Regions from separate parts of the Mus musculus genome. Here region 1 is linked to region 2. A link is a loop called in an ENCODE intact Hi-C map of the cell type or tissue named here. Cell type or tissue: heart. All regions are shown on one strand. Each heading gives the region's core, and the rest is flanking DNA. Links, peaks and the distances in the headings are about the cores only.

The links. Peaks named below come from ENCODE experiments on the same cell type or tissue, not always from the same donor. Only the 100,000 strongest peaks of a DNase experiment are listed, where the experiment ranks them.
Region 1: it touches region 2 in a loop (2.0-fold over the local background); 9 of 42 quality-filtered maps call a loop at or near these places.

The regions. Positions count from the first base shown.
Region 1 is chr11:54,141,527-54,148,748 of GRCm38, forward strand. It overlaps Gm12223 (a long non-coding RNA gene), which reads left to right and starts at 342. Exons shown (of 9, transcript XR_003949549.1): 1 at 342-462. In heart, for the core only: a CTCF peak has its summit at 3,559 (motif pointing right); a DNase peak (open chromatin) is centred at 3,555.
Region 2 is chr11:54,210,963-54,218,184 of GRCm38, forward strand. All of the region lies in intron 3 of Gm12223 (a long non-coding RNA gene), which reads left to right. 4933405E24Rik (RIKEN cDNA 4933405E24 gene) reads right to left here and starts at 2,326. Exons shown (of 3, transcript NR_045506.1): 1 at 1,868-2,326. In heart, for the core only: no CTCF peak of the experiment used is centred there; a DNase peak (open chromatin) is centred at 3,939.

The DNA of each region.
Region 1 (7,222 bases), core at 812-5,811, 70 kb before region 2:
GGATGCCAGGAGCCTAAAAGTTGTTGTACTAGAATCTCTCCCTTCTTGGCTGGAAGTAGAAGTCTATTGTTGTTGTTGTTATTATTATTATTATTATTATTATCTTTTCATATGAAATATAGCACAATACAGAAAGCCTTGTCTTTGGTACTCTACTTTGTTATTACCAGATGTTGAATGTCTTAAATGAAGCATGACATCAGCCATTAAGGAATCTGTCATGTGCTGGTGTCTGTCCATGAGCATAAAACCACATCCTGGGATAATGTTGGGTGACTCCTGCCTTAGAGGCAGTACCTGCTCATGGCAGTCCCTGTTAACCAACCCAGCCGAGTGAGTAATTTAGTGTCCGCTAGGTACTGTTCTGGGGGATGTTACAGCCTGTCTCTTCATTCAGAACAGGTAATGTGCCTGAGTTAGGACAAAGTTAGATCCCTGAGGTCACATGGGGGCTCCTGACTGGTAAGTAGAAGGCCTGGGACTCAAACCTTGAACTGGAAGTTTTCAAAGTCTTTGCTCTTAAAAAAACTTACTATAGTTTCATCTAATAGTTATTAAAGGTCTGTTGGGGAACCATGGATGGAGAAAATACTGTCTTTGTCTTTAAATAATTAAGAGCAGAAGAAACTCATAAGCAGGTGTGGGAAGCTGGAGGCGTGGTAATGAGCCGCTAATGTTGCAGGAGTGCCTGAGGAGGAGGGGGAGAGGGAGGGAGGGGAAGGGGGGAGAGAGAGAATACGTGTGTGCACTTGTGTGTGCTCCTGTGTGGATATGTGTGACTGAGTGGCTGTCAGAGTGAGGGACGACTTTTACCAGAAACTTGGCACTACAGTGGATGGCATTGGAGCAAAATAGCTTGTGCTTTCTCTGTTAGACTAGCTTCAAATAAATACAATGGCTTTAAAAATAATAAAGAACAGCTAGGTATGGTGTCTGCACTCTCAATATTTATAATTTGTGCCATCTCAACTACTTCATGCTTCATCCAGTTTCTTACTAGAAACTGCAGTCTTAAATTCTGTACACTATAAATCTTAGGTCTTTTGTGTGTTGTTTTTTCCTGCTTTCTTCCCAAGCTTGAGAAATTGTCATTTAACTGATGTTCACTGCCTTTCATTTCTCTCCCCTCTCCTTTGCTACTTTTTGATAGTCTGGTGCTTACAGCCCTTTTGATTGCCTGGCAACATAAATCTCCCTTTTGTTTGCCAAAACTAAGATGGTATCTCCGACATTCTATTATGTGAGGTGACAGGCTGGCCTGGCATTTGATCAGTTGATCACTATGGTTTAGTCAATTTGACACAGAAGTTAATTGTCACATGCCCTTTCACCTCTCAGTTTTCTGGCAGTTTTCCTGTCTTAAGAGCCATGATAATTTGCCCTGTAAAGCTGAAAACTGTCTATGTGACACAACCTAGAATCACCTGTGAAGAGAGTCTCAATGAGGGATTGTCCAGATTGTGCTGTTTTTGTGGGCATGTTTTGGGGGTGGATTATGTTATATATGTGGAGAGGCCCAAACCACTCTAGATGGCACCATTCCCTAGGCATGGGCCATGGACTATAGAAAAGTGGGGATACTGAGCTGAGCACTAACAAGCAAGTGAGCATGTATGCGTTCGTTCTCTTTGTTCCTGATCACCAGCTTTCTTGTTTGATTATTTTTAAGACAGGGTTTCTCTGTGCAACCCTGGCTATCCTGGAACTCAAGCTATAGACAAAGATGGCCTCAAACCCAGAAATCCACCTGCCTCTGCACCATGAGTGCTGGGATTAAAGGCGTGCGTCACCATACCTGGCCCCTAAGTTGCTTTTTGCCAGGGTATCTTATCCTAGCAACAGAACCAAACTGAAAACAAAACCAAGTGCCATGTTTCTTAATCTAGTTGAGCTCAGTCTTAGTATGTTGGTGTTAATTGTGAAAAGGAATCTTCTCCTTGCTTGTCTAATAAAATTATAACATATATGTGCATTCTAGGGCCACCGAAACAAAATGGCACTTACTGATTGCATGGATGATGCAAATCTGTTCTCTACAGCTCTACAGCCTGAAAGTCCAAGATGTTGCAGGTTGAAATTTTTCTGAGACCTCCCACTTGGCCTCTGATGGTCACCCTCTTGTCTGTTGTCTGTGCTTAATAAAGACACCGGCCTTAACATATAGCCATGTGACCTCATTTAACCTTGTCATATCTTTGTTGAGTGTAGTTTTTGCTCCCCCTGCTTTAAGGTCCAGGAATACGCCTCACTACCAGCCCCTTCCCAGAGAATGTTGGATACATGGATGAAAAACACAGATACACACATTGTTTGATTTCAACCTGCCTTCTTGGCTTAATTGCTGGGCACTTCTAATCTATAGCAGCTAGCATGCCCTTCCCAATACTCTTAGCTCAGCATCCTAAATCTGTCCTCAACTTTAGTTGCTTAGTTACATTTAGTCCCAGCTAAACACCCTGACCTCCCACTTGGAGAAGCAACCTATGGTCGCTCTGCCTTGGATCTCACATGGCTGGTCAATTTTCCCCTCCAAAACATGGTGCAAATCTCCTCCCCTGTGTCTGCTAGCTTGCCTGTGGGGCCTGGAAGTCTTGCCTATTACACCTACCTCATTGGCCACTAGCATCTTTAGTGATGGATCAAGAACCAATGGGGAACAGGACCTTAGCATCAGAACCACTTTCTACATCTCACCTTTTCAGTCCAATAAAACAAACAAACAAACAAACAAACACCTCTTCTCCCAGACATAAATAGAACAAAGCCATAACAATCATGTAAATTACAAAGTATGATATACAATTAACATCCAGTCTATCATGTTTTCCAGTTAGTTAAAGTACTCTACCATCATTCCTAAGTTAAAGAATTATGATTCCATCCCTGGATTGTGTTTAGATTTTAGTCTGTAACACCATCTGAAAAGCATGTCTTCCACTCTATAACCACCTCCTAACTTTGGCTGTCTTATGCAGAAAGGTTAAGGAAACTACCCGATGATCATTACAGGTGCTGTCTCCGTTTTGAAAGTGCAGAGCTGTTTAAAACTACCAGACTGTCTGTCATAAACCTTGATGAACTCTAAATGACCCTGCAGCATTTCCATGTCGGCAAAAGGAAAATACTTCCTTTTGTGGTCTGGCAGAGGGACTAAGAGGCAAGGTTGTGATTGATCCAAACCACAAGCTTCAATGGCCGTGATTGGTGCTAAGAGGAGGTTGTATTAGTTCTAATATGGCTGTGATCAGTCCAAATGTCCCCTCTTGGGCCAGGTGATCAGGCCACTCAGGCTTAGCCCATTATGCTCTCTTCTACTGATACTTGTGTGTGCAACATCAGACCCAAGAATAGGCTTCTTGTGAATGGTCTTTTCTTACTTACTTTTATCACTACAACTGGAGCTGACTGTGACACACACTCACACAAAGAAGTAGCAGAGGTAGTGATAACTGTCAAGGCGCAGGGACAAGAGTCTGAGATCTCAGGCCAAGAACTGGAGTGCTGCTGGGACCAAGGACACAGGGTCTAGATACCTGAGGTGTGCACATTGCTGTAACACTAGAGGGCGCCACTTGCCGCTACTTCTGCTGGCCTACTGCTTCTGTTCTCAGCAGTCAAAAAAAGCTTGCTTTCTGTGATTTCTAGCTAGGCAGAGCAAAAAGACCCTCAGCCAGTTGACTGTTGACCCAAGGTTGTCTTGGACATTATTCCCAGGGCTGGTGCACATTGAAGAGTTTTCTTAACTTTTATAGAGATTCTTTTACATGCTAGCAAACTTTATTTGTAGTGTTGTTATTGTAAAACATTGGGGATTAAGAGGTCAGTAGTAGGGAAGTGCCAAGGGAATTGACAAACCCCCAGTTTGATGTTTAAAGTACTTTCCATACTCGCTAAAAGTGCATTTGCTAGGTGGATGGTCAGTACCCCAGGAAGTCTGTCTTCACTGTTCCCTCATCTTCCTCCCTTCCCCAACTAGCCAGTCTCGTTCTCATCATACCTGTGTAGCCAATGGAATCTTACAGAAGTACCAGCCTTCCTCACTTCTATTTGTGTGTGAGGGTGGGGTGGGGGTTGGCCCAGAGGGTGATGTGAGGAATAATCAATCAATCAATCAATCAACCAACAATCATTGATTGTTTTTTCTTTCTTATTCATAGAGGCAGGGCCTCTTAGTCTAGTCCAGAGTTCACTGGTGGGGCCATTCTCAAAAGATAGCATGCTCTGGATGATCCCTGGAGAAACAAATTTGGGTCCTAAGGCTTTATTGGCAATCAAGGATTTCAAACCATAGCTACAGATATATTCCCCACCCTCTTCCTGCATCATTGAGTTCTTGAGCTCACAGCGCTCTCTCTCTCTCTCTCTCTCTCTCTCTCTCTCTCTCTCTCTCTCTTCCTCTCTCTCTCTTTCTCTCCAAGTTTTCACTATGTTGCTCTGCTTAGCTTGGAACTGACTTATCAGTGTAACTCTGGCTAGCCTGAAATTCACTGTCTCCCTATGTAGACCAGGCCGGTCTGAAATCCCTCCGGTGTGGAATTGGAAACCTGCATCATCCCACGCAGCCAGAGTGATCTTGGTTTTCATCTCATCAGTTGGCTACTTGAAACTTTGTAGCACACTGATTGCTCTCTCACTTCCCGTTCTTAGAAATGTTACAAAGCCGGTCCTTAACTCAGTCCTTGAACCTGTCTGATAAAAATATTCTGGTTCCTCCTAGAGGTGGAGCCTGGAGGACACTGCTGACAGCATCTTTCCTTCAGTTGCTAGCCTCACTATTCTTCCTTTTATTCTCAGCATCCCTATGGGCTTCCGGGCCTTCTCATATGTGCCTTATTGTCTCCTTCCTTTTTCCCTTTCACTTCCATTGCTATGGCAACCACATGCTTGTGAGTTACTAAGTTGGGCTTTGTCCTCCCTTCTTGAACTCTGTATCTAGACCCTCTTACCCTGCTTTCTAGTGGACACACTAACATCTAGATTGGGTCTCACGGATAATTCTATGAATGTTCTCAAATAAGGTAGGGTAGTGCAATGGTTAGTTTTATTCGTTGATTTTGACACCACCTAGAGACACCAGGGAAGAGAGTCTCTCTGAAGAACTGCCTAGATCAGTTTGGCTTGTGGACATGTCTGTGCGACAGTGTCTTGATTGTTAGGATGTGGGAAGACCCAGCCCATATGGGCAACACTATTCCCTATTCATAGTGCTATGGACTATTTAAGAGTAAAGCCTGCATTCACCTAGCTCTGCTCTTGACAACAGATGTGATGTGACCAGCTGTCTCAAGCCCCTGCTGCTATCCCTTTCCTACAGTGACATCCTATCACCTGGAATTGTGAGTTAAAATAAACCCCCTCTCTCTAAGTTATTTTTTGTTGGAGTATTTTATCACAGCCACAGGAAGGAAATTGGAATGCTTAGGAAAATGTAGTTACCATTGCACTAAACTCATAGTGTGAAAATCTGAGGATTCCCAAGACTTTCCCTGTAAAAACTCCCTGCGGTTTCAGAGAGTCTTGGTTTTGCTAATTCAGATCTTGTGTTAGAGCGTGCCTGAGTTAATGCTAAACATAAAAGTGCCTTTGCAGAGAACGGTGGAGGGTATCATTTTCCTGCCTTCAGATATGAACCTTGATGAATCCAAAAGTCTGATTTGTAGAAACAGCATCATAGACTGAGCAGCCAGGAGCCTAGGATGGACTTTGGATTAACTGTGGGTTGTGTGTTTCAGTCCTTAGCCTGGTCAGGCCACAGATCCTCAAGAATCGCTTGGTGTAGTCAGTTTTCTTTCTTAAGAAAGCACAAGCATATCTGAGTGCTTGTGTAACAGGAGCGTAGAGCAGTTGAAGCCTCGGGCTTTCTTCTGTGAGAGCCAGCCAGGCTTGGTACTTCTCCTGTTCCTGAGTTATTGCCTTAATGGTCAGTATGATGGTTGACAATGTCAACTTGATTGCAAACACCCAGGGAGCTGGGTGTGGTGACTCATACCTGAGATCCCAGCACTTGAGAAGCTGAGACAGGAGGATAACCACACTGTGGTGCCAGCCTGGGCTGCAGAATGAAACCTTGTTTTGTTTTAAAGTAGAAGTCTCTGGAGAGCCAGTGATGAACATTTTGGCATGTGCCTGTGAGGATGTAGCCAGAGAGGTTCCACCCAGTGTCAGCCCTGAACATGATGGCCACTATATAGACTGAATAAATATGGCGAAAGGAGAAATATCAGCTGAGCACTCTCCTTCCACCATTGCTGTTTCCCAGTCACCACAGGCTAAGAACTTCTCCATCGGGATGGACTTTATTCCTCTGGAGTGAGCCTGAGTTGAGTAAGCCACTGTGCTGTCACAGTGATGCAAAAATAAATAGATAGATAGATTGATAGATAGATAGATAGATAGATAGATAGATAGATAGATAGATGATAGATAACGCAGCCAGTAAGGCATGTTCTGAGGTTGACTCCCTGTCTCCTGGGTAATAGCTCTCTAGCTCTTTTGTACTTGGGCTAATATGGTACCTAAGATTTGCTTTTGTAAGGACGCCATGGAAGACAGTTTAACTACCAACCTTAGCATTCATAATCCATCTGTCTTCTGTGTCTTCTTCCATCTCTCTGACTACAATTTCCACATACTTTCCTTTGGGTCACTTTCCCTTAGTTATTGCTCAGGTTCTATTTTCAAGCGTCCTTAGCACATACTGATTATACAGAATAGCTGGTCTCATTATGGCATTCTACTTCCTGTCTATAATGGATCTTGATTGTGTTTCTCTCTATGACCTTTGTCCTCTATGTTCCTCCTACTCCTGCTCATCACCTCCCTCTTCCCAACTGGCCTGCACTGTGATATCTTGATGACTACTTGACAGTGGAAATGAGTCTCTGGGCTGGTCTGTGAGGGCTTAGTTAAGGATAGTGGCAGTTGAAGTGGGGAGGTAGGAAGGCCTACCAAGAATGTGGGCAGTGCCCTTGCATGGGCTGGGACCCTGACTGAATGAAAGGGAGGGAGACTGAGAAGGAGAGAGAGAGAGAGAGAGAGAGAGAGAGAGAGAGAGAGCTGAGTAAAAGCATTAATATCCCTCTATGTCCTGATTACACATGCAATGTGACCAACTGCTTCCTGTTCCTGCTTATAAGCTGTGGTGGTTTGGATGACAATGAACCCCATAGACCAGCATGTTGGAATCCTTGGTCCCAGGTTGGCAGAACTGCTTGGGAAGGAT
Region 2 (7,222 bases), core at 1,119-6,118:
ATTAAAGTCTAGCTCTGCCATTCCCTAGTCAAGCATTCAAACTTTTAAAAATTATTTCTTCTATTTTTGTCATTTTTCTCATCTGAGAAATTGGGCTTGACACTAATATTTACTTTATCAGGTAGTTGTGGGATTCACTGGTCTCACATAGAAGATGCAGTAATTCCTTTCAGTTTATCTAAAACAGTGGTCTCAAGTTTCCTGTGCTGTGACCCTTTAATACAGTTCTTTATGTTGTGGTGGCCTCAGCCATAAAATTATTTTTGTTGCTACTTTACAACTGTAATTTTGCTAATGTTATTAATCATAATGTAAATATCTGGTATACAAGATATCTGCTATGTGACCCCTGTGAAAGGACCACTCCACACACACACACACACACACACACACACACACACACACACACACAGGTTCAGAACAACCAGCAATCTAAAATAAAAATTTGCTTTTAATATTCTATACCTATTTTTCATATTTTTTAAAGATTTATTTTTATTTATTTCATGTATGTGAGTACACAGTAGCCGTCTTCAGACACACCAGAAGAGGATCCTATTACAGATCCTATTACAGATGGTTGTGAGCCACCATGTGGTCACTGGGATTTTAACTCAGGACCTCTGGAAGAGCAGTCAGTGCTCTTAACCACTGAGCCATCTCTCCAGCTCTATTTTTCATATCTTAATGCAAAGGTGGGGACCCTACTAGTCATACTTGAACAACAGTGTTGATAACTAGTATTGTCTTGCCCTAGTTGGCACCTTTTCTAAGGCTGCACTATTAACTACATCCCTGTAGCTTGCTGATATAATCCTGGAGCTCAAAGGGTACCCATCACAGTCTTAATTGTAAGGATGTATTTGGAATCCAGCCTTCGCACAGGCCTCTCATAGATACATCCAGGCATCTCCTGAGACAATGTGAGTCCTTGGGTAGTAAGTTTACATGGAAGGGGGTACCACACCCTGCTCCCCACACCCCACCACTTCACTGCCTCCTGCCGGGGAATCAGAGAGCCTGGCTATATATAGGCTTTTGCTGTGAACCTTCTCCACTCCTCAAAATGGAAAAGAAGAGGTTCTCTCCTCTGCCATGTATGCTCTGAATCTCTTCAGAGACTCCACCATGCTGCCTGTCTCTGATGCTGTGGCCTAAATACTCCTTGGACCTCCCCCCATGCTGTTGACCCTCTTTCTGTCTGTCCATGGCATCATTATCTCTTCTAATAGACTCCTTATTCCCCAGTAGCCCATCTCAGTTCCCTCGAATCACTCAACCCTACCTAAAACCCAACAGCGGTATGCAGTGTTTTCCGGATGAGTAGTCTCTGTTGCCAGTATCATTTTAAAAATCTATCCACTACTGTAGGAAATGACACTAGAAGATTTTCCATAGTCAAATTTCACTGAACTCTAGGTATACAACCAGTTGACCATAATCTCTTGATCTCTTCACTCAGCTTAGTGATACTTTATTCCTGTTGAGTTCTATCACAGTCAACCAGAACTGTACCCTGCCCCTAGACTGGCTTGCATATACATTCTCCGTGTACCCACAGAATCCCATCTCTCCCTATGAGATGTACTTACAATTTGGTATTATAATTACCTATCTTGGGGGCTTGGAGATGTAGCTCAGTTGGTAAGAGTGCTTGATTAGCATGCACAAAGCCCCAGGTTCAATCTCCCCAACCATATAAACTGGGTATGGTGACACACACCTCTGTAATCCCAGCACTTTAGAGATGGAGGCAGGAAGATCAGAAGTTCGAAGTTGTCTGAAGCTACATAGTGAGTTTGAGGCCAGCCTGAACTACTGGAGAGCCTATTAAACAACAACAACAACAACAAACCCTTATACTTACTTGTCTTCAGTGGAACATATGATTATAGAGGGACACGGTTATGTTTTCATTGGCTTCTCGGTGACTAGTTAGGGCTTAACTTAAAGGAGGCATGTGGAAATAGTCTCTTCTGTAAAAGGATGCTGACCACCCCCAGGATCTCAGCTCTTTTGAAGACCCTCATTTAGCTTTGTTGAGCCAGACAAGAGCCATTCCAGTGCTGATAATCCCCCTTGCTTCATTAACTTCACAGTCATCCCAACAGCCTGTGAGGAACTCTGGACTCTCCCTGATCCCCCATATCCTCGGATGAAAGTTCTCCATTAGTTCTAGCCAGGCATACCCAAATGTGGAGGCCTGAGAATACCTAGTTCCCCAAGCTGAGGCCTTGTGAATGTTCAATTGGATTTTTCTTCCCAGTAACCTGAAATATTTAGGAAATGCCTAAGCCATGCTCGTGAGAGTATGCATGGTCACCTGGCAACCCAGTTACCTGGAGGCTGGGTCTCTTTACCATAGAGTGCTGAGGGGCATAATGGGCATAGTTCTGTCATCATTATAGGAAGACTCCCATTTGATGCCAGGCCTCTATCACGCTAAAGATGATTTCACCGAGGCCAGCCATTGTACTTGCAAGATGAAGCCACCAAGGCCACCCAGTTGGATCATTCCTATGGAAGCAGGCAGGTACCTGGCATCCCAGCAGCCCCACTGTAGAGGCACTGCTGAGGGATACACTGCCTTGTGTGTCCAGGTAGGGAGCTGGTAGGTACTCAGTGCTAACATCATCCAGTCTTCCATCTCTGTTTTTTTTCCCTCATAGGCATCTACTGAGAAACTTCTGTACAGTGGAAGTCTGTACGGTGAGTTCTAAGGGTCCTAGAACAGCAGCAAACATAATCAAACAATCAGGTGCATGCCCAATTTCCCTCATAGTTCGCATGACACTGACTGAAGCTCACCAGGTTTGTGACACATATCAGCTTCCCTTGCGTGGCTAGGCTGCTCATCTGTCACAGCTGCTGGCACCTGCAGTCCAGACCTGAAGCCTGCAAGGTTTCTGGAGAGCTTTGAGATTCAAATGGCTGCCTCCACGTTAGCTCCTTACATGCAGAGGTGGCCTCTGACTTGCTTTATGTCTCTAGCCCATGTCCCACCTGGCTTCCCCTACCCAGGAAACATTTGGCAGTGGCTGACCAAACGCTAAGCACAGAGCTAACCTTGTTTCTTTGGAGCCTGTTAGAACCTTTAAGAGAAGTCAGGACAGAACTATAGGCACAGAAACAGGCCAGACACCTGCCTTCCTTTCTTCATGCATCCTGTGTTTAGAAGAGCCACAGCAGATGAGTTTGGTGCCACACGTCTTTAATCCCTGAACTTGGGAGGCAGAGGCAGGGCAGGTGTCTGTGAGTTCGAGGCCAGCCTGGTCTACATAGTGAGTTCCAGGACGAACAGGGACTATAGAGAGACCCTGTCTCACAAATAAAAGACAAGAACCATGGTAGAGGTGTGCTGAGACCATCCCTGTGGGAGTTCTTCTGGAGAAGTGGAGAAGGCTCTGCTCCGTGCCCATCAGTATGTGAGTCTGGCTGTGCCCACATGCGTGCTGTGCACGTACATGTTTGTACCCTTGTTGCCGCAGCAGTAGCCTACATGGACCTTGCATAACAGTCCTTATGCTGTGAGGGAGAGGGGCTCCCAATTTCCATGTCTCCTTTGAATCATTACAGTTTTTGGTGTGCAGCACTAATACATCACGGGCCCCCACCCCCTTTTAGCAGGCAGAGCGGTGACTGAAGCATTGGGCCTGTGGTTTCTGTAACAGGAAGTGATTTAGATGCCGAAAGCTAATTTTAGATGGGTTGATATGGGGTTTTCAAAGAATGTTTCAGCTGAAAACTCAGCCTTTTTTTTCTTCTTGCCTATAAAGGATGGGCAATTTCCCACTGTCCCTGTCACTGTCTGGCCGGTGAGCTCATGCCCAGCTGGGCTGGTCTCTCTGGTGGAAAGCGAAGCTGGTTTTCCCTGGATTCCGAGCTGCCTGAATCATTGTTTTGGGCCTTGGGCTCTAGGCAGAGTTCTATGAGTCAGCAAAAGCCCGGCACTGTGCCAGGCAGACACAGGACCTCTTGTCCCTTACTAAAGACTGACTAGAGGCTTCTTAGGGTCCTGTCAGGACAAGGCCATCAGCCTTACCCAGCCATAGCCAGAGATCAGATGAGGCTTCTGGACCATCTTGGGTAGCTGGCATTTAGATCAACCCATCCTCAGCTTTTAAGAGCCAACTTCTCCTCAGACCTGTGGGATGTCCATGCTGGAGATCCCAGCCCTGTTTGCAGGGGGAATGCTGGTTCTGAGCCTTTACTGGCTGGAGCTCTCAGAGCTAAGCACTTTCTGTCTACCACTGCCTGAAAGTAGGGGCCCCTTGCTCACTTCCACGCTGGTCCTCTATGAGTCAGCACAAGCCTGAGCTTCAAACCCAATTCAATCTGTTGCTTTATTCCTATGGCTTCCACCGCAACACTTGCAACAGAAGGCCATGCCCAATATCTGGGAAGTAGCTAAATCTCAGCATGCTGGGAGAGGTGGCCCAGGATCCACAGCTCATCCTAGCACTGAATGCAAACCAGGTACAAGATGTACCATACCCTGCTGCCAATGGGATGCTTGATATTCAGGGGGAAAGCACCATGCACATTGGGTCTAGCAGCCAGCCATCAACTGCAGCCTAGTGCCAAAAACCCGAGGTGGCTCAGTGGCTAAAGTGCTAAAGCCTGCGGACCTGAGTTCAATTCCCAGGACCCATGTGAAGATAAGCCAGGAGTGCTGACATATGCACTTCCCTTCTCCAGCACTGGGGGATGACAGCCTAGCCTAATAGGTGAGTTCCAGACAGGGAGACACAAACAAGGTGGACAGCGCCTTGGTGAGGAACACCCACACTCAACCTCAGTGGTTCTCAACCTGTGGGTCTTTGGCAAACCCCTAGTTCCAAAAGTATTTCTGTTACGATTGATTCATAACAGTCACAACATTACAGCTATGAAGTAGCAACTAAAATAATCTTATGGTTGGGGGTCACCACAGCATGAGGAACTATATTAAAGGGTCGCAGCTCTAGGAAGGCTGATAGCCACTGCTCCACCTGCTGACCCATGGCATACACACACATGCCATACACACACATGCACATCCACCAGTGAACACACACATACACACACAGAAAGAGAGAGTATGCCATCTTAGATGACAGGTATTTAGGCCAACATCGTCCTCAGCCATTTGTAAGTGTCTTGTGCGGATTAGATACCCCTGCAGACCTCAGAGACACTATGGACACATTTCCAGAGACAAATACCAGACAGCCTTTGTGACTTCCATAGCTAATCATTCCCCCAAGGAGGAACAAGCAGGAGAGGACTGATGACTGACTCCGAGTCAAGGGTGAGCTCACTGCAGGGAACATGACCTTGTTGTCAAAACAGCGCCAGTGTTTGCAGGTCGATGACACAGGAGTAGATGGTGTGAACTAAGCCCCCGCTTGGAGAGTTCCATAGAAGATGTCTTTGACCCATTTTTCTAGGGCTGTGGTGGCAGGAGGAATTTTTGGCCACATCATAAAGAGTTATGTGGCTACCTCTGGTCGAGTGGCTCAGGAAACTGTCATTTTCCATGATTGGGTTATTAGTCACAAAAGTGACCCCTGCCCCACCCCTTATCCCCCAGCCCCTATGTTGCAGAAGGCTCAAAGTGTGGAGGATGGCTCCGAGAGTCTGTAGCCTAGCCTCCTCAGCCACAGGCAGGCAGGAACCAGGGAGGCATCTGGCCTTCTCTGCCCTCATCTTTGGCTCCACACCCTGTTCCATTCTCTTCAGCACTTCACCCTCACCATCTCACGGACTGTGGGTGCAATGGCGTCTACTGAGTTTACCAAGGACAAATGTGTGTCGTCTAAGGACTTGGAAGCTAAAGGGACCAGCTTGTAGCCTGTCTTAGGGGATGCTCTGTTTGAGAGAGAAAACCTGAAAATTGAAGTATTGCCAGTAGACCTGGAATACCTGGAGACACTTTGAGCAAATCACCTGGGCTCAGAGCTCTTGCCTATCAGACAGACAGGGTTGTGATAGCCTGTGGTCAGACCTGGTTCCTCGGGGCACTTCACCTGTGTGTGACCCAGATCTCTGAGAATTCGTCTGGTCTATCCACCCTGCCCAGTGCCTAGAGGGTCTCAGCCCAGTTTTTGCGCTCCCTGGTGCTTCTGAGGGACATTTGATCCTATTCCTTCCTAATCCATACCTAGGTGTTTAGCCACCCAGCCCCAAACCCACAGGGACAGTCAAGTGACTTGCTCAAAGGACGGGAACATTTTTTCCTAGTTGCTATTGGTTGTTGATTTGAAAGTCAAACTTTTTTTTCTCCAAAGACCTAGGTCATTGCCTTGATTCTGGAGGGACTGAGGCAGGCCAAATATGCTATCTGCTTAGAAACAGAGAGGACCTTGACAGTGCCTGTGAAAGTAATGAAAGGTACCCACCTACCCTCCCCAACGTACCGCTCCATGCTGGTATCTGTCAGAGGAGTGGTCTGGGAAGCAAATTAGTCTCAGCGCACTGGCCTGCTCTGTAGGGAAAAGCTTTCTCAGCAGGGGAACTTGGGAGGATGGCTCAACCGTCTGCGGAGGCAGGAGCTGCACTCAGTGGGCAGGGTGCCCAGTGCCAGTTCAGAGGAAGGCTTGGCAGGTGAATAGTGGTAAGTGGAGTACAAACCACATTTACCATTATTCAGAGACTGAGAGGATACCCGAGAACCGCCACCTGCCCTGAGAAAAGCGAGTATCTGCCTTGGTGTGGAAGTTTCTGAGACAACACAGCTGGGCTAGCTCTTGACATGACTAAAACCTTTGGTAGGCATACTTTTCAGTTTCTCACACATCCACGCCTTAATTGACAGTGCTGACCACAGCCAATACCCTTCTCAGTAACATAAGACCATGGTAGAGTTGACTTGTTTATCGAACCTAGCAAAGGATACAGGAATAGCTGGAGATAGGACCACACCTGAATGATCCCTGGTTGTCATGGAAACAGAAGTCCCACAGGTCAACTGCTTTTCATTGTGCTTTCTGGGTTGGTGGTTCGGGGGCTGGACAAGCTACTTGGTAGGAATAGCCTCATCTATACAGTCTGACTTCACTTTCTGACCCTATTGTGCTGCTAGGACTCGTCAGTGCTCTGTTCAATAATTCTCCCATGTTAAATCCATTCATTCATTGCTTGAACATCTCTTCTTGCTAGGCACTGATTTGGGCACTTGAGAGTGATGAGAAGAGGATGCACACAAGTATTCTGCATATGTATGTGCTGGGCATGATGGTGC